Linked DNA regions of Homo sapiens: region 2 is linked to region 1. The links are chromatin loops, found by intact Hi-C in ENCODE. Cell type or tissue: Caco-2. All regions are shown on one strand. Each heading gives the region's core, and the rest is flanking DNA. Links, peaks and the distances in the headings are about the cores only. Region 1 has its middle 54 kb from the start of PDZD8. Region 2 overlaps PDZD8 (PDZ domain containing 8).

Region 1 (11,708 bases), core at 3,533-8,532:
TGAGGAAACTAAGGCTTAAAGAGATATGGTAACTTTTTTTTGTTGTTTTTTGAGACAGTCTCACTCTATCGCCCAGGCTGGAGGGCAGTGGCATGATCTCGGTTCACTGCTACCTCTGCCTCTGGGGTTCAAGCGATTCTCGTGCCTCAGCCGCACCAGTTGCTGGGATTAGAGGTGGCCTGCCACCATGCCCACTAATTTTGTATTTTTAGTAAAGAAGGGGTTTCATCATGTTGGACAGGTTGGTCTCGAACTCCTGACCTCAAATGATCTGCCCACTTCAGCCTCCCAAAGTGCTGGGATTACAGGTGTGACCCACAAGATCTGGTAACTTTCTATGGTTCCTCAGTTAATATATGGCAGAGCTAGGATTTGAATTCACATTTGTTTGACCTCAAGGCCTGAATTCAAGCAAAATGCAGGTGTTAGGGAAGGGGAGAGGCAAGCAGGAGGGATGACATGGCCCCCGTTCTCAAGGGTCTTCTAGTCCACCGTGAATGCCATGGTTTCTTCATTCTCCAGGCTGCTGGGAGTGCCGCCAGGACTTGTCCTTGGCTGCAATGAGATGACCAACCCAAGGACACAATCTTCCTGAAGCAGCTGTATCCAATGACTGTTGACCATTGATACGGGTGTATTACAACCCAGCCCTCACTCAACTCTGATGGCCATCCCAGCTCTAGATCACTTGGAGGGTGGCTGAGACATTTGTTGGGACTGCATTGCAGCTCAGCTTCTCCCTCTGCCCCCTCCTGCATCGGTCACTCCCCCATGATGTAGGTCCCAAGTGTTATCCTCAAGAATCTTCTTGAACACAGATCTCCTTCTCAGAACCTGCTTCCCAGAGAATTGTCCTGGGACACAGTCTAGTAGGCAAGAAAGGTTTTCACAGAGGATGCAAAGACAACCCCATACCACACTGTAAACATCCATGGGAGAGCCATCAAGAGGGCCCAAGGAGTTAACAAAAGCATTCTGGGGGACATGAGGATTAAGCTGACCCTTGAAAGGGGAAATTAGAACATTTGCCATAAAAAGGAATGAAGTATCGATAGAGCTACAACATAGATGAACTTTGAAACCATTACGCTAAGCAAAAGAAGTCAGACACAAAACACCGCACTTCTGATTCTGTGCATATGAAATGTCCAGAACACGGAACTCTGTAGAGACCCACAGTAGACTAGTGCTTACCTGGGGTGCCAGCATGGGGCTGGGGGATCTGGGAGGTGATAGCTAAGGGGTATAGGGAGATGATGAGAATATTCTACAAGTGACTGTGGTGAAGAATGAACATATCTGTAAATATACCAAAAACTACTGAATCTTACACTTTAAATAGATGAATTATATGGTATGTGAATTATGTCTCAATAATGCTATTTTTAAAAGGGGAGAATGTGGATAGGTTGACAGGCAAGAATGTGGAGAGAATTGCAGGTGGGTAAAAACGTGAGTGTGAGATCCATGTGAGCGTGAACCTGTGGTGCGGGGTAGGGTGCTGATGGGAAACAGGAAAGAGCAAAGGTGGCTGGAAGGCTGCAGCCAGGGACGGGAGGCCTGAAGTCGGAGCAGGTAGGAAGCTTGTCCCAGAAGATCTGAGAGTAATGAGTTGAAAATGGGGCCTTAGGCTGTTAGGTCTGTGTAGAAAGGAAGACGGGAATAGTGGGGAAGCTGAGAGACCAGCTGGGGAACTGAGACGGAAAAGGACATTTAACACCACAGTGTGCATGTGTGTGTGTGTGTGTGTGTGTGTGTGTGTGTGCGCGCGTGTGTGTGTTTTAAACCAGGAACTATAATAGTTTAAAACACACACACACGTGTGCACACTGTGGTATTCAATGTCCTTTTATGTCTTTCTCAACACATGGGGCTTATTCCTACATCTCTCCCACAAGACCATCCGTTTCACAAACTTAACACTCAGTCACATCCCTTTCCACCATGATGAGGTTCCTATCAAGTCCTCTTGCCAGTTCCTAAGAGTCTCCCTTGAGACAGCAGTGAATTTAGGCGGGTGCCCAACCTCCCTATCAATCTTGTTATCACCTCAAGGGTGCCTTCTCACCCCCTAAACCAAAGCTGTCACGTGGGTAGGAACTTTCATTTGGTTAAAGATAAAAATCACCTTTCTACTCCCCAGACCTTACCCATCTGCCATCTGAGACCACAGAATCACTCTCACCCACAGTTGAGGGTGAGCCAAGACTCTGTCCACTTCTGTCATTGTGAATGACATCAGCCCAGACTGCTCGGGCCATGCTCCAAACTCAACTTACCTTGGAAACATGGAACTTTAGAGCTGGATGGCCATGGAGGGTCCCCCAGCTCCGCCCTGCCATTTGACAATAAAGAGTCTGGGGCTTCTGCCTGTCATTAACTGGGGGATTGAAGGGCTTCTCTTCCCTTTGAGTCCCCCCAACTTGAACCACCAAGCAGTCTGAGGAAATCTTCCAGGGTCAGTCTGGAAACCTTCCAGTGCCCCAGGGTGACTAGATCAGAATGCACTTAGCTGCCAGTCACCAGGGTACGTACTTGCTGTGCAGACCCTGTCGCTAGGCTTCAGTCTATAAGAAAAAGGCCCCTGACAATGTGTGTACAATGTGCAGAGATTAGAGGCCTGGAAGGCTGCCTTGAACTAAAATCAGCTCCCAGGAGCAGAGGTGGAGGAATGGGGGAGATAGGGGTCACCTGCCAGTTTGGGAATATCATAATAAGTCCAGGGTGGGGGGGTTAGGCAGGCTACATGAGGAAAGGCAGGAGGGTCCCAGGAAATGTGAGTTACCCACTGGGCTGCTCAGAGCTGTGCTTGGTGGGTGCAGGGTGGGTGGGGGGGCAGGCGTTGAACCTGACTCCCCTCTCCAAAATGGCTGCCACAGTCATCTGGCCTCTCCCCAAGGCTCATTCAGGGAGCAGGGTCCTTGGTCTCACCTTACCTCTTTTCTGACGCAGACATTCGGACACTGCCCAGTGAGGCCATGGGAAGAACATTTGAGACCGTCAGGAAACCCCAACACTTAGTCTCTGCCCCACTCCACTTCCTGTATCCCCAAACATTGTGTGATGTTAGACAAGTCACCAAGACCACGTGGGTGAAGGTGAAGGGAGACAGGATAACAGCGGTCAGGAGCATGAGTTCTGGAATCATAGAGGACTGGGTTTGAAGCCCAATCCCACCACTCACTGGCTCCTTGGACTTAACCTCTTTAAACCTCAATTCCTCATCTAGTAGCACCTCATGAGCTTGCTATGGGGCTAAAGGAGGAATTAGTGAGTTAACGCAACAAGAGCTTCTAGTCCAGGGTCCCCAAAACCCTCACACCCAATGCCACTGTGTCCAATCCATAAGCCCTTCCTTCCTTCTCTTACTTTTCTTCCTTCCCCATTTAGTAGCTGCTTTATCACACTTCTATGTTTTTATTTTTAAAGCTACACATTCCCATAGTGTAATGAATCACATAGTTCTACAAGGCTCACCGCTCCAATTTTCCCCATCTCAAAGGACCACTTAGGCTCTCTGCTCTTTAATACTTTTGATACACCTGAAGTTGTGCCATCCTCGGAAAGGGAATTAATCAGACAACAGAGATGATCTAAGCTTGTGTTTGCAAAGCTGTTTCTTCCCTCACTCTTGTGAGATTGGGTCCAGAACAGCTCAATCAAGCAATTTAGAGGAAGAATCCTCAGAGAGGGAGCAGGAGGAACACAGCTGTTTAATTAAAATATGTAGTCACTGTACATTTTGGTTTTGGTCAATGTACAGCGCCTGCTTCATCATAAACCCGAGTGCTGACGGCTCTGCCTGGCCTGGGAAGAGGATCACTTATCAAGCATAGATCAGTACTGACATCCAGTGGTCACAGAGAATTATCTGCCTGAAGCTCTTCATTTTTCTCTTCCCAAAAATGAATGGGTATTCACACAGAGGAAGGAGGAGTGGCGAAAAATGACAGCTACCAGTGCTGTTAACTTTGGAGAACTGTGCAACTTGCAGCCAGATACCAAGTAACTCAGGTCAAGGCCTTGCCAGTTTGCAAGATGTCCATGGTTATTTGAGTGCTGACCCAAGAGCCAGGAGGAGAAATGGGGCCCATCTTCGTAAGGGGGTAAGACCATAAAGAATAAAACACACCAGCCATGGTGGCTCACACCTGTAATCCCAGTGTTTTGGGAAGCCAAGGCAGGGGAATCACTTAAGACCAGGAATTCAAAACCAGCCTGGGTAACATAGTGAGACCTCATCTCTACAAAAAATTAAAATAAAAATAATTAGCTGGGCATCAATCTCATGACTGGGTATATACCCAAAGGATTATAAATCTTTCTACTATAGAGACACATGCACACATATGTTTATTGTGGCATTCTTTATAGTAGCAAAGACTTGGAACCAACCCAAATGCCCATCAACGATAGACTGGATAAAGAAAATGTGGCACATATACACCATGGAATACTATGCAGCCATAAAAAAGGATGAGTTCATGTCCTTTGCAGGGACATGGATGAAGCTGGAAACCATCATTCTCAGCAAACTAACACAGGAACAGAAAACCAAACACCACATGTTCTCACTCATAAGTGGGGGTTGAACACTGAGAACACATGGACACAGGGAGGGGAATATCACACACCGGGGCCTGTCAAGGGGTGGGGGCCTAGGGGAGGGATAGCATTAGGAGAAATACCTAATGTAGATGACGGGTTGATGGGTGCAGCAAACCACCACGGCACGTGTATATCTATGTAACAAACCTACACTTTCTGCACATGTATCCCAGAACTTAAAGTATAATAAAACAAAATTAGCTGGGCATGGTGATGTGCACCTGTAGTCCTAGCTACTTGGGAGGCTGAGGTGGGAAGATCCCTTGAGCCCAGGAATTCCAGGCTGCAGTGAGCTGTGATCATGTCACTGCACTCCAGCCTGGGTGACAGAACGAGAGATGTCTCTAAAAATATAAAAAATAAAAATAAATTTCAAAGAAGAATAAAACACAAGTGGCTCCATGGCTTCTAGAAAACATACTGGGTTTTGACTTAGAAACCTTGATTCAAGACCTGGCGCTGCTTCTGTGTCACCTGCAGCAAGTCCCTTAAGCTCTCTGCACTGGAGCTTCCTCCTCTTTGAAGTGAGGCTAATGCCAGCTGCTCTGCCAGCCTCATAGGGTGGTGGTGATGCCAAATGGGAATGCATATGCAAAAGAGTTTTGTAAACTGTACAGTGCTGCACAGCTGGGGCTGCTGGGATGTGGGTGTTGATGGATAGGGTAGGGCAAAGTGGAGCTGGTGAGGAGGTACTATGGCCAGATGGAGGCATGGCCAGATGACAAATTGCACTTCTGGTTTCCAATTTCTCTCAAGCCTCAGAGACTCTGCCTTGGACTGTCAGGATGACCTCATCAGAGAAGGGCATTCCTCATTTTTCTCTGGACTCAAATCTCTGACATAAACGTTGGTAAGTAACTTCAAATGCCACTTAACTTTGAAAATTGCATATCAAACAGGTTTTTAAAAATAGAATCCTGTTAGCAGGGCATGGTGGTGAGCACCTGTAATCCCAGCTACTCAGGAGGCTGAAGCAGGAGAATCACTTGAACCTGGGAGGCGGATGTTGCAGTGAGCCAAGATCGTGCCACTGCACTCCAGCCTGGGTGATAGAGCAAGACTCTGTCTCAAAAAAGAATAGAATCCTATCCTGAAGGAAAAATGTGAGTCATCATTCATTCTATGTTAAAGGAAGCTATTGTTAATATCAATTGGACTAGTAGACTACGCACTTTTCACTCTCTCATAATTTTTTTCTTGTGTTTCTATTTGTATTTGGTCTAGTATCTGGTCTAGGAAAACTAGTTTTGCAAAGTGGTTCTAAATGAAATTATGGGATGACCAGAGATAGAGAAATGGTGTGTGCACACAGAGGAAATGTAGAGAGATGATTTTGGAGGCTTAGAGACCACACTTCTGACTCTTTCAATTTGTGCCAACAGATTTCATAAACTACTGGGAGGAACTTTAAGAAGTTTAGTCTTCCTAGTTGAGCTTAATTTAAAAGAAACAGAAAAGCAATTCTCTCATGCTTTTTAAGGGATCAGACAGCTTTGAACGCAAAGAAATATGCTGCTTTTTCCAGATTTCCGTATCAGTGTGTGTGTAAAGAAAAAAAAAAAACCCACTCTAGCTAGCTTAAACAAAAGAGGTTTATCACAAATAGTTTATAGAATTATAGGAAGGGCTGAATAAAAGTACAATTTCCAGTCACAGAATCCAGTAGCAAAATCAGTCTACAAGAGAGTAGCTGGCTCATTAACCATCAGAAAGTTACCTGCTAAACTGAAAAGCTTCCTGCTGAAGCGGCTGCAGAACCACATCACAGCTGCTCTAATGCAAACTAGCAAATGGTGCTCTGCACCCTCTCCACAAAGTCAGTAATCAGACAGGAGACCTCTGCTAACACAGCCCCAATAAAGTCCAATCCCTCCAAGCTGTGCTTGTCAGCTTACGCCTTCCAAATCTTATCTAAGAGTGCCTGACTGCCTAACTGTTAAAGATAACAAAAAATGGCCAGGCGCCGTGGCTCACGCCTGTAATTCCAACACTTTGGGAGGCCAAGGCAGGCGGATCACGAGGTCAGGAGATCGAGACCATCCTGGCTAACACGGTGAAACCCCTTCTCTACTAAAAATACAAAAAAATTAGCCGGGCATGGTGGCACGTGCCTGTAATCCCAGCTACTCGGGAGGCTGAGGCAGGAGAATGGCATGAACCCGGGAGGCGGAGCTTGCAGTGAGCCGAGATCGCACCACTGCACTCCAGCCTGGGCGGCAAAGCAAGACTCCGTCTCAAAAAATAAATAAATAAAAAATAGGAAATGAAGTGAAACATGAATGTTTTACTACCTCAATCCCATTCTCCAATGAGAATCACTATTAACAATTTGGAGTGTAGCCTCTCAGTGATTTTTGTACATCGTTTGCCAGGGAAGGGGGGTGGTTGGATTACATATTGTTCTGCGATTTTTTTTTTTGTCACTTGAATACATATCCTGGACATCTTTCCATGGGAAGACATGTGACTAGCTCATTTTTTAAAAAGAGCTGCTAAGTGTGCTATCGGAGAGATGCCCTACCTGATGGACACTGAGGTCATCTCTAATTATTCCCTGTTATGCATAATGCAAAAGGAACAGCTGTTCAGGCATTTGGAAAAGTCAGATTTCTAGAAGTGAAAACTCTGCACCACATTTTGATGCAATATCTTTCTAATAAGCACGCAGTCAGGAGAATCCATTCAGCCAGCTTTTTAAGACCAAAAAAAACAAAAAAAATAGCCTAAGCCCTAAAGATGTTGATGCAGCAGACACTGATGGAGCCTCAGTTGTCAGCATGAGGGTTTCAAAAACACCCCTCCCCCCGCCCCAATTTCTATCCCTAAGGGGCCTGCCGTTTGCAAAAAGCAGACAGGGTCTTGTTGTGCAAGTGCACAGCTAGTTAGCGTCTGGGCCAGGGAGGTGAAGCAAAAAGGGCCAGGAGAGCAGGAGAGAGGACATGGCTTTGACCTTGATGGGCAGTGGATCCTGGGGGTGTCAGATAGCTAGGGTTAAGAATCCCACTCTGCCACATGGGGGAGGCAGCAGAAAGACTGTGTCACACATCATCTACTAGGTCCCCACATGAAGGGAACTGTTTGGCAAAGTGCGCACCAGGTGCTACAAATCACCCCAAAGTGTGTTTCATCTGCAGCTGGTTTTTTTTTTTTTTTTTTTTTTTTCTTCTTTTTGAGACAGTCTTGCTCTGTCACCCAGGCTGGAGTACAGTGGCATGATCTCGATTCACTGCAACCTCCGCCTCCTGAGTTCAAGCAATTCGTGTCTCATCCTCCCGAGTAGCTGGGATTACAGGTGTGTGCCACCATGCCCGGCTAATTTTTGTATTTTTAGCAGAGATGGGGTTTCACCATGCTGGCCAGGCTGGTCTTGAACTTCTGACCTCAAGTGATCCACCCACCTCAACCTCCCAAAGTGCTGGGATTACAGGCATGAGCCATCATGCCCGGCCTGCAGCCATGTTTAAAACCTTCACTTCAGTTTGTCTACACAAGCTGAGTTGCCCTCATTCCTCCTGCATCTCAGCCAATCCCAGCCTTCACCTGGACATACAGTGACCTTAGCAATAAGAGCTGCAGTGGCCATGTGTCACTGTTCCTGGACCAAACTGAGGGTCAGGCTGCTATTTCTTGTGGCCCAGTAACAAGATGCAGATGAACTGGGGAGGAAGAGAGTTTTTATTTCTGCAACAGGTAACAGGGAGAAGGCCTGGAAATTATTGTCAGACCAACTCAAAATTACAAAGTTTTCCAGAGCTTATATACCTTCTAAGCTACATGTCTACATGTAAGTGTGTAAGTGTGCATTCATCTAAAGACATAAGTGATTAACTTTTTTTAATGCATAACTAAGGTCTGAGTCCTGAAGACCTTCCTCTGGAGCCTCAGTAAATTTACTTAATCTAAATGGGCCCAGGTGCTGAAGTGATTATCCTTATCTTGTCTCCTGCTAAATCATAAAGGTTTGGGGAATTCCTTTACACCCCCAGTAAACTTGTTTGTGGAAGCCTGGGGAGTTTCTTCAGACCCTCAATAAAACTTGTTTCATCCTAAATGGGTCCTGTTAAGAATTCTTTTGTTATTTTGTCATGTTTTAAAGCCCAGGAAAGACCTAGGCAAAACTCTTGGTGGGCTTTTGTTACATTCCAGTCTTTGTATAAGGACACTGACTCTTTCCACTTTTAATATTTAACTTAACTACTCAGTCAGTACGAAACAGTTGTCATGGAGGCCTGCATTAGTGAGACCTGACCTGCCACATCACTACATCTACTGTCTCCATTTCCTGCTTCTCTCCCCAACAGTATTCTGATTTGCCTTTAGAGAATCCTTTCTCCTCCCTTCTCTGCCATGGAACTGGGAGAGGATTGCTTAGCCCCTCGCTGCAACACAGCACCCTCCCCCAGCCAGTGTTTTAATCAAAACTGGGCATCTGCCCCAGCCTCGGTCATCAAGGAAAAGCACATCTCTGCACTGTGCAAAATCCATGGGGGTGGGGTAAAACCCTTTTTCTCTGAAGATCTGAAACTGAGGCATGCTGCTGCAATAAGAGAAGCCTAAAGTTTCTCAAGGTCATTCTGCGAAAACTGAGGAAGGCAGATTAGAGGGGTGAAGAAATTCGTTCAGGGACATCAATAGAGCCTGGGTCAAGCATCACCTGAAGGTAGACTGTCTCTAGACTTCTAAATTACATTAGCTTTTTTTTTTTTTTTTTTTTTGAGACAGTCTCATTCTATCACCTAGGCTGGAGTGCAGTGGCACAATTTCGGCTCACTGCAACCTCTACCTCTCAGGTTCAAGCAATTCTCATCCCTCAGCCTCCCAAATAGCTGGGACTACAGGCGTATGCCACCACACCCAGCTAATTTTTGTATTTTTAGTAGAAACAGGGTTTCACCATGTCGGCGAACTCCTCACCTCAAGTGATCCAACTGCCTTGGCCTCCCAAAGTGCTGGGATTACAGGCATGAGCCACCGTGCCTTGCCCTACCTTAGCTTTTAAACTTGCTTTATTGTCTAAACCAGTTTAAGCTGGGATTTTCTGTCATTTGCATCATAAAGAGGTCTGGCGCAGAGAAAGATACCTTTCTGCATATCGTCCACAGAGGCTTTCCTCTTCTACAGCTTCAAAAAAAAAAACAACAACCTGTGTGCAACTGCTGCCCCTAGTTGCTGCCTCAGAAACTAATTCCTGCTGGCCCCTCAGTGGGAGTTCTTTGAATGCATGTCCTAGAAAGTGAACTCACTCACACTGGAGGACGCGAGGAATCAAAACAAGGGCCTTCAACACTCCAGGATTCCGCATTCTCTCCTTGGCCTCTGGCTTCATTCTCCCAAACCTGCTTTCTGTGCAAAGCTGGAACACAGCTACCCTCAGGCTCACGTGTGCAGTGGCTGCCCAGGAAGAAGAGTATACGCCTCTAGCTCAAGGTATAAGAACCCAAAGAACGACTCTGATTGGCCCTGTGTGGGCCACAAGTACATTGTTGGGCCAATCACTGCAGCCAGAGGAGCAAGATACCACCGTAGCCCTAGAACCAATTCACTGAAATGAGGAAGGTGCTGTTCCTTGAGAGGGGAGAGCAAAGCTGAAAAAGAGGGTAAGAGGTACTGACAAGTCATAATAAAAGCGTCCACAACACCTCACGGAGCTGTTGTGCAGATCGTTGATAATGGGTGCAAAAGAGCTTCTGTAAGGTGGCTTTGTTTAAAGCACACTATGCAATGTTTGCTGTAATTTGTGAATGACCTTTGTGGAGTGAACCCAGGCAGGACTTAGAGGTACGTGTGATCACCTTGTAACTTGCTTGATGTCCTTGGCCAATTCTTTAAAACTCCACAGGTTCACTTCTTTAAGAATTACATGATATGGCCGGGAGCTGTGGCTCACGCCTGTAATCCCAGCACTTTGGGCGGCCGAGGCGGGCAGATCACTAGGTCAGCAGATCGAGACCATCCTGGCTAACATGGTGAAATCCCATCTCTCCTAAAAAAGAAGTACAAAAAATTAGCCGGGCATGGTGGCGGGTGCCTGTAGTCCCAGCTACTCGGGAGGCTAAGGCAGGAGAATGGTGTGAACCCGGGAGGCGGAGCTTGCAGTGAGCGGAGATGGGCCACTGCACTCCAGCCTGGGCAACAGAGTGAGACTCCGTCTCAAAAAAAAAAAAACAAGAATTACATGATATAACATGCCTAGTACAATGCCTAAGGCACATTCCTCCCATTTAGACTTGCCATGGAAGAAAAATTTTAAACCTCAAAGTGGAAGTCTTTTCTGAAGATGTCAGCAGCAGGAAACTCTGAAACGCTGGGCCCCCAGACTGAGCAAGGCCTAATTTTGCAAGGAAAGAGCCAATGTCATATCAATCTTGACCTGGATGCTTTTCAAGATATTGTCCAAAAAAAAAAATTATAAGAAAGAAAGAAAAGGGTATTATCCATAGCAAAGAAATACCAAGGGAAATAAGCGAAGAAAATGTGAGCCCAGAGTGAGCATTTTTCCCCTGCTCAAGCCAATTGTTCAGTTAACATGTTTTTTTTTTAAGATTCAACAAATGTTGAGTCTGGATATCAATTCTTTAGGTTGCAGAGTCCAAAGCTGGCAAGGCAGTGTGCATGCGGAGTTCTTCAGCCATTCACACACATCCTTCATTGACCCTGGGCCCAACACCTGCATGCTGGGCATGGGACCTAACGAGATGGCTTATATCCATGGTCAATACATACCCCAGAATTTCTAAAACTGTCCCAGTTTGAAATAGCCTGCCCTGCTCTCCTCTCAAGCACATACCCCACTCACTCTACATCCCATTTTGTTTTCTTCCTTGGGCTTCTCTCCATTCAAAACTGTCTTAGTTGTTCATTTCTTGGTTTACCTGTTTATTTTCTGCTGTCCCCCATTAGAATGTCAGCTGCATGAAGACAGCCCTCATCTGTCCTGCTCATTACAAGAGCTCCAGCTCTCATCAGACCTGGCATATGGTGGTCACTCAGCAATATTTATTAAGTGGAATTGAATTGAATCGAATGATCAAAGAGTTGTAAGGCCATGTGATCTGCTTTTTGTTTTACAAGAGAAAGTCACAGCACTTGAATTTGAAACT
Region 2 (11,708 bases), core at 3,494-8,493, 94 kb after region 1:
TATTATTCAGACATTTAGACTTATCTTTACTTTTGTCAGGTTTAAGCCGTTTTTTCCATACCAGACCTTGCAAGGATTTGAAGAAGATGAAGAGCATATCCATATACAACAATGGGCACTTACTGAAGGCCGTCTTAAAGTTACGTTGTTAGAATGTAGCAGGTATGTTCTTTGTTTTGTCATTACTAAGTTACGGGAAGAACAGTGCAGTGAAAATATTCCTAAGCAGTATTTGTGTTGTGTGTTCATTTAAATTATATTATTTACCTGTAAATTCTTTAATTGTAAATTTAATATCATAAAAGTAGTCCTTTCTAACTTTAACAAATATAAATCATATTTTAGAAAGTGTTTTAATGGAGGGAGAGGCATTTACTCTGTAGTCATTCTGACACTATTTAGATGCATAGTGCTCTGTTGGCTTATTTTTAACTTATTCTACCTACTGGGGAGCTGTTCCTATGTTAAAGAGAAAATTACTCAATGATACTTATTAAAGCAGAGTAAGGAAGTCTTTATTCAGGACCATCATGATAAGTATAGCAGCCACTGCAGTGAGGTCTTGAAGTGGGTGAGAGATTGGGCTCAACTCTGAATACAGCATGGGCAGGTGGAAATTTATAGCCAAGAAGCAATGTGGGATCAGTGGATGGAAACTTACTAAGAGGAAACATCAAGGGTAAAGGGGATTTTGGCTAAACCGACCTAACAGGATTCTTGCTAAAAACAGTCCAGGGTGATCAGACATCATGGAGGATGGTAAAGGACGATCAGATATCAAGGATAGGGGTTTCTTGCTAAACTGACTTCGCAGAGTTCTTTGCTGAAACTGGACAGATGGGCCTAGCAGAAGATTCAGAAACCTCAGTAAAGTTTGGCCTGGCAAAGAATCTTTGTCACCTATCAAAACGGTTTTGAGAATTGTTTGTGATAATTGGAAACACTCAGGAAAGTTGCAAAACTAGACTTTGAACCACTGTGGATTTTTAGCGTTTTAGAACTGGAAGCGATCTCAGAAATAATCTTGCCTAGCCTCCTTGTTTTACTTTGCCAGCACCAAAGTTTAAGCTATATTCATATCTTGCTTGAGCTACTTACTATACTAGCCTTCATATCTCCTAGTCCTCTGGTCCCCAATATAACAACCAACATGATCTTTTCAAAATGCAAATCTAATTGTCAGTCTCCTAGTTAAAACTCTTTAACAGCTTCCCCATTACTCTTAGGATGTGGACCCAAATCCTCACCATGACACACAGGTTCCTCTTAGCTCTCCAGCTTCAGTCTCACCATCCTCCGCCCAGCCCCTCATTCATAGTGCTTCAGCTACATAGGCCTTCCCAAGGCAAGGTGTTGGCAGACTGTTTCTCTAAGGGGCCAGATAGTACATTTTAGGCTGTGATTCACATGCTCTCTGTTGCAACTATACAACTCTGCCTTGCAGTACAGAAGCAGTCACAGATAATGTGTAACTGAATGAATGTGGCTGTGTGCCAGTAAAACTTTGTATATGAATTTTGTAATTTTCATATGTTATAAAATATTCTTTTGATACTTTTCAACCATTTAAAAACATAGAAACCCTTGATAGCCCACAGGTTATACAAAACAGGCAGTGGACTGAATTTAGACCATAAGCTGTAGTTTGCCATTCCCTACTTAAATATTTTAAAGCACCAAGCCCATTGTGTTGACTAGCTGCTGCTTTCTTGGCCCCCTTCTCTGCTCCATGAAGCCAACCTTTCTTGGTTTGGTTCAAAAGCTACCTTCTTAATGTATCTCCTGATCATTCCAAGTACAAGTATACTATCCTCCGGCTACATTTCTTTGACACTTGTTTGTACCACTTACTTGGTACATATGACTTTTATTTCCAACCCATAATACAATTAAGTACTTGAGCACACAGGTTATATTTTATATCTAATACATTTGTGTCCTTGCTAATGGTTAGGTTAGTTTTGAGTATACTAATAATATACTTAATCCTTTTTTTTTTTTTTTTTTTTTTTTGGTTAAGTCCAGGGTGACTCAGGATTGTGTATCATTATGTTAGAAAGCCTGGTAGACAAAGAATCCCTTTTTTTTTAAATCAAAAAAAGACTAAATATGTTGTCTATTTTGTAAAAGGAACTGCAGTGTACAGTAAAATACATATAATAGGTACTATGCTAGGTATTTAGAAAATACTAGTTCATTTGCTTTAATGTTGCTGGTGGGGTTAGGTATTGATTATATGTCTGTTAGCTTGTAGCTATTTAACCACTAGCTTTGGTGTCAGCTTTGCTCACCACATTTTTGCTTTACCTGCAGTACTGCTCACTTAAAGCCTTGCTACAGGAATCAAAGACTGCATGTAAGGCATTGAGAAAGTATAGCCAGACATTCTTTAGGTCATGTTGAGATAAATGAAAAGAAAAGCATTAGAATGTGTGAAGTACCTGTAACCAACTTTATTTTAATAAGGAACTGTGTAATAAATCTCTGAAAGGATAAGTGAGAAACCAATAAGAATTTTTACGGGGTATACAGGGAAGGAACTGGGTTGATGATGATGGACAGGGGTCAAGGTGATAGCCCAGCTATTCACTATAAACTTGTTTATGTTGTTTTATTTATCACCTGGTCAAAAATTAAGGTCCAGTATTTTTAGAGAGTACATAATTAGGCTGAAGGGAAAAACATGGAAAAATAGTTTTTTTAATATCTGAAGTTATGTAACTGTCGGCTTAGGTTATATAGCCAGCACCTTTCCCCAAGTGATAGATTCATCTTGGGAACAAGTACACTATCTAGAGATTTCCTTGTGCCATTTTTACAAATCCAAGCATGTAAAAGTTACTCAGTGTTGTGGTACTGTGTTATTGTTTACATAGTTTAAGAATTATTTGTGTATGAAGGCAAGAGTAAGTCTCAACTCATTCCTGCTTTTTTGTCTTCGTATTAAGTCCTAACATTCTTTCCGTTAAAAACTTAACGTTACTGTTTTTCTTGTAAACTTTTTTCTTAGTATAAAAACAGAAAACTCTGTTCAGGTAGATTTTAAGTTTATAGGATTCAAACTAAAGAGGACATATTACTGTAACCTAAGCATTTTTATTTCAATAGTTAATCTCATTTTGAATATAAATTCAGCTTGTGTGTTTTATTCTAATTCCTGAAGCAAAAAGAGGCACTAGAGAAAATGAAAGCACAAATAACAGTGCTTTCTTTTTGGAAGAAGGACCAAAAAAATGCTTATTACTTCATATATAGTGGAATAACATAGACTTTTGAGTTATAGAAAGCACTGAATTCAATCTAGCCATATGCCCTTATATAGTGTCACTAGGCAAGTTACACATCTGTGAAATGGGCAAGGGAGCTACTTTGCTGGTAATTGTAATCAGAGATAGGCAACTACCCACAATGCCTACCACATAGGATACCTACAGTAGATGTAGCTTCTATTATTATGTCTCAAGATAATCGTTGCAGTATCTGTGAAGAAAAAACGGCATGTTTTTTCTTGCATATTTGTTTGTGAGAATTGGAATTTGAATTTTATTAATTTAAAAAGGTCTCATATTGTAAAGGGAGGTTCTTTCCTAACTATCTGAAATACTGTTTCGCATTTCCCAAGCAATAGCTTGAGGGTGGAAAGGCAGTATTATGTGTAAAAATTGGTTTTCACATTTTGCTTTTGTCAAGTATTTTTTAAAAAGCAGTCATTCTGAACAATTGCATGTTTTTTTGAGTTGATGAAAGCTGATTTTTTTTAACCACAGATGAATGCAATGGCTGTTTGTCGTACTGCTAGTAGGTGAAATTATTTCACATTAGTGTTGCAATCAGATTGTTAAGATGATTATTTTTAAATTTATAATTTATAGTCTATCTTCTGTCTTGAAGGATAGAAGATATTTGAGATATTTTGCAAAGAAAACATGTAAGCATGTATACTTAAGCAGAAGATATATTAGATCAAAAACATGGAAAAGAGATCAATTTTCTGGCAGCTAAGACAACAAAGGAAACTTTACGGATTAGTTAGATCTTACTTTTTTTTTTTTTGAGATGGAGTCTCACTCTGTGGCCCAGGCTGGAGTGCAGTGGCATGATCTCGGCTCACTGCAAGCTCCACCTCCTGGGTTCACGCCATTCTTTTGCCTCAGCCTCCCAAGTAGCTGGGACTACAGGCGCCCACCACCATGCCCAGCTAGGGTGTTTGGTCTCACTGGATTTCAATATTACATCTTTTTTTTTTTTAAGTTTTAAATGTTAAATATAACACAAATACAGAAAACCACAGCAGTTGACATTCTATTCTGTTACCAAGAGTCTTCCCTTATTCTTAGTTTATTGTCACCATTGACCCATGAATTTTTATTTTTCTCAATGGTTATAATTCTTTACTGTCCTTAATTATTTTGGTGTCTAAATTGTCTCAGATTTGGCCAGTAGGAACCCCCTCAAGATGGATCCTGTGTGTGATATGACCCCATCTTTTTTTTTGTCTTTTTTTTTTAGACTTCATTACTTTCTGATGTAACAAGCTGTTCTGCATTTATCTTCTATCTTCTCTGCCACGGTCCCAGAACAACTATTTTTCCAAAGAGCCCCAATTCTTTTTATTTTTAGCTGAGACTACAGGCATGTTCCACCATGACTAGCTGCCTAGTTCATTTTAGTAAAGGATGGTATTATTAATAGAAACTAAGATCTGAATGTTGGGTGTGTTTATTGCTACTTCATATATTCATAGACCTCTTCAGAGGACACTTAGGAAATATATTCATGTATCAATACTTATACATGCATACACATACGTAATTTAGAAATCATGAGTTCACCTGATACAGGTTGAGCAACCTTAATCTGAAAAATTTGAAATCCCAAATGCTCCAGAATCTGAGTGTTTTTCGGTGCTGACATGATGCCACAAGTAGAAAATACACACCTGACACCTTCGCTTTCTGATGGTTCACTGTACACAAACTTTGTTTCATGCAGGAAACAATATTTTTGTATAAAATTACCTTCAGGCTATAAAGTGTATATGAAACAAATTAATTTTGTGTTTAGACTTGGGTCTCATCTTCAAGATATCTCGTTAAATATAAGCAAATATTCCAAAATCTGAAGCACTCCTGGTCCTAAGCATTTTGGATAAAGAATGTGCAAACCTGTACCTCCAACTCTAGTTCATCCTTATGGAATTGTTCCTTGCTTTGGTTCTTCCTCCAATTCTTACTTCATGGCTCTCAACAACATCGGCACTTTTATTCACTTGCTCAATCCTATAATAATCTTAATTAGTTTCAGAATGCATTGTCCATACAAGTACAAAAAACATAATACAAAGAGTTCAGGATTCCTTTGTAATTCTCCCTTACCCTGCCCAAGGTTGAGGGAACGTGGGGGTCAAGTACTGTGTTCTTAAATTATTTAGACTTGTTTTTCCTCTTTGGTGTGATTATGGTGTTCATTTAAAATATAGTTGGGTTTGTTTCAGATTGCTTTCAGATTTAGTCTCCCCCCACTCCTACTTTTCTTCATCCTTACTGATTTTCGCTTTTAAATACATAGAGTATTAACATGCTTCTGCAAACCCAGAACTGTACAAAAAGATATACAGATGGTATATAGGTTATTAAACCATCAGTGGTGTTATTTTTGCCTTACACTGTTATCTGTCCTTTAAAGAAATTAAAAGAAGAACAAACTTTGGTAGTGGTGGGTTGTTTTTACATTTACTGTATATTTACCATTTCTGTTGCCCTTTATTTCTTCTTTTATATCAAAATTGTCATCTGGTATTCCTTCCCTTTATCCTGCAGAACTTCCTTTAGTGCTTCTTGTTATGTAGGTCTGCTGGCAACAAATTAACTCATTTTTTGCTTACCTGGAAATTTATTTTCCTTTCATCTGTTCCTTCAGCACTTTGGCTATGTCAATCCCATATTCTGATGAGAAGTCAGCAACTTTTTTTATTCTTCCCCCATATGTAACATGTTGTTTTTCTCTGGCTGCTTTCCAACCTTTTACTTTATGTTTGGCTTTCAGCACTTAGACCATGTCTGAGGGAGCTTTCTTTGTGTTTTTTCCTGCTTCCATTTCAGTTAGCTTCTTGGATATATGAATTAATGGTTACAACCAAATTTGGGAGCTTGGGCTATTTTTTTTTTCCAATTGTTTTGGCCTTTTTTTCCCACCTCTCTTATTCTAAATTACATATTATGTTGGGCTGTTTCATTTTCCCATAGGTCCCCTGAGGTTTGGTTTGTTTGCTTGTTTATTTGTTTGTTTCTTTAAATTCTTTTTCTCTGTGTACTTTGGATTGAGTAATTCACGTGGTCTAATTTCAGGTTCACTGAGTCTTCTCCTATCTCCAGTTTTCTGTTGAGCTCATCTAGTGAATTTTTAATCTCATTTATTATACTTTTTGGCTCTAGAATTTCTGTTTTGTATAGTGTCTCATTTCTATGTTGATATTTCCTATCTGTTCACTCATTATGTTTTCCTTTAATTCTTTGAACAAATGTTCTGTCAGTTTTTTGAGCCATATATATATATAATGGCTGCATTGAAGCCTTGATCTGCTAAATCTAGTATCTGAGCACATTAGGAGTCAGTTTTGTTTTGTTTTGTTTTGAGACAGGGTCTTGCTCTGTCACCCAAGCTGGAGTGCAGTTACATGATCATGCCTTACCACAGCCTTGACCTCCTGGGCTCAAGCGATCCTCCCGCCTCAGCCTCCCAAGTAGCTGGGACCACAGGCATGTGACACCAACATCTGGCTAATTTTTTGTATTTTTAGTAGAGAAAGAGTTTTATCCTGTTGCTTAGGCTAGTCATAAACTCCTGCTTCAACCAGCTTCATCCAGCCCACCAGCTTCAACCTCCCAAAGTGCTGGGCATGAAGCCCAACATTACAGGCATGAAGCCCTGTGCCCTGCCTGCAGCTGCAGTTTTTTGATAATTGAAATATTAATCTCAAAGCAGGCTTCTGTCTACATTCAGAAGGTTTTCATTGTCTTTAAATGTGATAAAAAATTTTGTTTATCCAGTTTTTATAATTACAATCTGTGGAAGAATTTGAGTGACACTTCACTACTGTTAAAGTATTGGCCACCTCATTTTGTTGTACATGTTGTTGAATTTTGCTTTTGTTTCCCTCATTGCTTTTTGTCCTTTTATGGGGGGGTTTTGGGGAGACTCAAAACTGTGTCACCACTCTTGACATCATTCTGGAACCAGAAATACATTGATCTTTTAAGGCAAAGAAAATCATTTAATTATGTGATTAAATTCTTTTTTAGTGTTGTCATCTGGTCTTGATTCACATATTAGGTGAAGCATTTTCAAAGTAGAAGTTTGACAGAAGAGAGAAATAGGGAATTAATCCTTTAAATAGCATTATGTTCATATTTTAAAGTGAAATGTTTAGTTCTGTAGGGAAGGCTGCTAATATTATGAAATTTTGAAATTCATTTACAAGAGGAGCTATTTTAGTAGTTATAACTTCAAAATATTTCCAGTTTGCATTTGTCTATGAATCCCGTTTATGTTAGCATTGAGTTTGATTAAATTTGTTTGGTTATTTTGGCTTGAATATAACTTAAATCCACCTGAAGCAAATGAGGCTAAATAATAATATTTGCTTTTTTCCTGAGTAGTTGGTATGTGGGTGCTTCTTATATTACCTGCCTTTATTTTAATGTTTTGACATTTTTTTAAGGAAAAATATCTAGCTAAATCTGAAGATATTTGGGGCATGGCTCTACAAATAATTGTATTATTAGTTGTACTTATTATCTGCAATATGTAGGTACTTTACTGCATGTATTATTTTCAGCTCTTAGAGCATCGTTACAAGATTAGTGTTATTATATCCATTTTATAGATGAACTGAGATCCACAAGTTACTTGCTCAGTACCACTGGAATTTGAATCTAGTTTTGTCTAACTCCAGAGTTCCTCGGTCTTTCTGTTATCTTATTCTGCCTCCATATCCCCTTTTTTTTTTTTTTTTTTTTTTTTTTGAGACAGAGTCCACTCTGCTGTCCAGGCTGGAGTGCAATGGTGCAATCTCCACTCACCACAACCTATGCCTACCAAGTTCAAGTGATTCTCCTGCCTCAGCTTCTCAAATAGCTGAGATTACAGGCACCCGCCACCACACCCATCTAATTTTTGTATTTTTAGTAGAGACGGGCGTTTCACCATGTTGGCCTGGCTGGTCTCAAACTCCTGACCTCAAGTGATCTGCCTGCCTTGGCCCCCCAAAGTGCTGGGATTACAGGCATGAGCCACCACGCCTGGCCCATATCCTTTTTTAAAAAAACTTTACAGAGGCCAGGCGTGGTGATTCACGCCTGTAATCCCAGCACTTTGGGAGGCCGAGGTGGGTGGATCACCTGAGGTCGGGAGTTCAAGACCAGCCTGATCAACATGGAGAAACCCCATTTCTGCTAAAAATACAAAACTTAGCCAGGCGTGGTGGCATATGCCTGTAATCCCAGTTACTCGGGAGGCTGAGGCAAGATAATCACCTGAACCCAGGAGGCGGAGGTTGCGGTGAGTCAAGATGGCGCCATTGCACTCCAGCCTGGGCAACAAGAGCAGAACTCAGTCTCAAAAAAAAAAAAAAAAAAAAAAACCCTTACAGAATAAAAATTATTTTGGTTCTGAAAACTTTTATATTATGTTAGAAGTGTAGGTTTTGGAAAATTGTAACATTTTTTAGGGCAGGGCATTATTTTTAAAATAAATTACCTTTTCAGAAAGATCGAGGGATGGAGAAATGTGTATAATAATGAAGTATTTTTTAGTTGAAGGCTGAAGTTCTGTTTTTTGTTTTTTGTTTTTTTCTTGGAGGGAACGATAAGAGGAAATTAGCTCAGGCATAAGACATTTAAATTTGTATAAAGGAAAAGTTGCACTCAAAATGAATGCTTTTGAAAACCAGAAGGAATTACTTGGAATTGTTGCTGAATATTATTCCTCAAAGTCTTTAAAGCTGTGTAATTCTGTGTAAATTTAGGCATAACTCTACCAGATGAACCAAGTTCCTGTAAAGATTTTGAGACTATGTTTGCATTTATTAATTATTTAACATCTTATATGCAGTTAAATAAAAGTTGAGTGATGTTTTCCGTTAGTTTTTATACATTTCTCTCAGATATAAAGAATCTTCCGTATAATTAGGTTGCTTTTGACTAGAGGCAGACTTTTCAAAAGACTGCAAATTTGGAATTTCTCCCTCCTGTATTTATGTAGGCTCTCTTTTCTTCCCCATATCCTTTTCCCTAAGGTTGTGATGCTGGAAAATAGCCTTGTTTCTTTTGTAATTGTATACCTCCACTACTGTTTCATACTACAAAATATAGCTCTTTAATTCTTCTGATGTCTGAATTGTAAGAGAATGTAAGAAAACTAAGTAGGAACACAGCTGACATAATACCAGTGCTCTTTTTTAAAATGCCATACTCCAAAATGTTTTAAATGCTGTATTGGTATGCTATACACTCATACAATACCTTCAGCAAAAATGAACTGTGGTCAGAAAATAATAATTTAAAAGAGGATTGTGTCTTTGATAATCAGTGCTTTTAATGTATTTTATTCACGGGTAGCATTTGTAATTTTAACCAAAAGACAACTGCCTTTATTTTCTCTCTTTCAAAATTTTTTCAACCCATTTGTCTCAACTTATATAGTCCAGACTTTTCATTTATTAGCTGTGCAATGTCTGGCATGTTACTCAACCTCTCTGTGTTCATTTTCTAATGTGTAAATTAGGGGTAATACCATTACCTATTTCCTTGAGTAATTGTGAAAATTAAATGAAATAATAAATGTAAAGCTCTTAGAATTGTCCTTACAGTAAATGTTAGCTGCTTCAACTATTTCTGCTACTACCACCACCACTACTGCTTCCACCACACTACCACCAGTCTTTCCAACATCAATAGTGAATGCATTTTGTCTAAATACTACGATGAATACAAAAAATATGGAGCTCAGTGTCTGCCCTCTAGAAACTTAAAATGTAGTTAGGGCTAACAGACAAAAACAAATGCATAAATAAGTCAACTATATGAGGCTGTCTAATTTGAATTGAGGCTTAAGTGATGGGTAGTATAGAAACTTAGTGCAAGGAAAAAGTATTTTTGAATTGACACTACCATGGAAAACTTCATGGATAAGATTCAGGAAACTAGATGGATTGTAGATTTTAGGTAATTGGAAAAAGAGCCATAAGATAAAAGAGAATTAGAATTGTAAAGTATTTTCCAGGTCTTGTCTGAATGAAGTGTAGATGTCTCAGGGCCAAATTTGCTGGCAAGAGAAGTTACAATGGTGATCCTTTAATCAGAGAAAAGTTATTGAAGGTGATATTAAGAAAAATGTGCATATTTATGGAGTAAATTGTATATATAGAGATTGAAGTCCCAGAGACAAATTTAAGAGGTGTTGTGGGTTAAAGGTGAGGAAGTAAATGCCTCATAGATATGTTTTAATAGGAACAAGAAGGAAGGGACACGTGGGATAACTAGGACAGGGTTTAGTGAGTGACTGAATATATGGATGAGTTAATAGGCAGGGGAGGCAAAGGAACTCTAAGGATCTGAGTGTAGGAGAGTTATGTATCCATTGACGTTGATCTGCTCAGCAAGTACTGATTATTTTCTGCATGTTATAGGATAGAAAGAACAAGACACAGTTACCTTCCAGGACTGGATGGGGAAATAGAGGTACTCATTTCAAAGGCAGATGAATTTGATTTTACATATCTTAAGTAGTAAGGCATGGTTAGATTTCCCTGTAGGAGTGTTCTGCAAACTCTTGGGGTTTTAGAGGTAGCAGGGGGAAAATGAGGACTGAAGATTAGATTTGGAAGTCGTGAAAATTGAGGAAAATTGAGTTCTGCATGAGGATGTTTCTGAGGGGGGTTGGGAATATAGAGAGGAGGTGAGCATGTATAAAAGGTCAACCAAGCCTGATTCTTTTAACAACAGGTGAAGTGGTATTTGACCCCCTTCAAGTGCAGGGTTTTCCTTTCAAATTAAGTTTAGTCACCAAAGGAAAAAAAAAAAACAGATTTTTCCCTCCCTCCCTCCCTCCCTCCTTCCCTCCCTCCCTCCCTCCCTCCCTCCCTTCCTTCCTTCCTTCCTTCCTTCCTTCCTTCCCTTCCTCCCTCCTTCCTTTCTTGAGACAGGGTCTCATTCTGTCACCAAGACTGGAGTGCAGTGTCTTGGTCTTGCCTCACTGCAACCTCCACCCGCCAGGCTCAAGCAATCCTCCCACTTCAGCCTCCCGAGTAGCTAGGACTACAGGCATACACCACCATACCCAACTCCTTTTTGTATTTTTTGTAGAGACAGAGTTTTGCCATGTTGCCCAGGCTCGTCTTGAATTCCTGGCCTCAAGGTATTCACCTACTTTGGCCTCTCCGAGTGCTGGGATTACAGGCATGAGCCACCATGCCCCATCATTTTGTACTTTTCTTTGTAGAAATGACTTTCTTATAGCATGAGCATTGGGAATTACTTTCCTTTTCTCATTGGTTTCATCTTTAATCCATTTATACCTAGTGTTCCATTATTGGAACTCTAAGCTTGTGGGAGTTATTTATATCCTACTGCTCAACGTCATCGCCAAGGTCTGATTTTTCACAAAAAAATTTTTCAACCTCCGGTATAAATGGGTTAATCATGTAAACG

Evidence for each region. Hi-C counts contacts between places; a loop is a spot of excess contacts. Peaks named below come from ENCODE experiments on the same cell type or tissue, not always from the same donor. Only the 100,000 strongest peaks of a DNase experiment are listed, where the experiment ranks them.
Region 2: it touches region 1 in a loop (2.1-fold over the local background); 1 of 110 quality-filtered maps calls a loop at or near these places.

Annotation. Positions count from the first base shown.
Region 1 is chr10:117,423,500-117,435,207 of GRCh38, reverse strand. No RefSeq gene overlaps it. Among named protein-coding and RNA genes, the nearest start is that of PDZD8, 54 kb to the right of the region's middle. In Caco-2, for the core only: a CTCF peak has its summit at 3,853 (motif pointing left); a DNase peak (open chromatin) is centred at 6,477.
Region 2 is chr10:117,329,434-117,341,141 of GRCh38, reverse strand. PDZD8 (PDZ domain containing 8) reads left to right here. Exons shown (of 5, transcript NM_173791.5): 2 at 40-162. Among named protein-coding and RNA genes, the nearest start is that of PDZD8, 40 kb to the left of the region's middle. In Caco-2, for the core only: no CTCF peak of the experiment used is centred there; no DNase peak of the experiment used is centred there.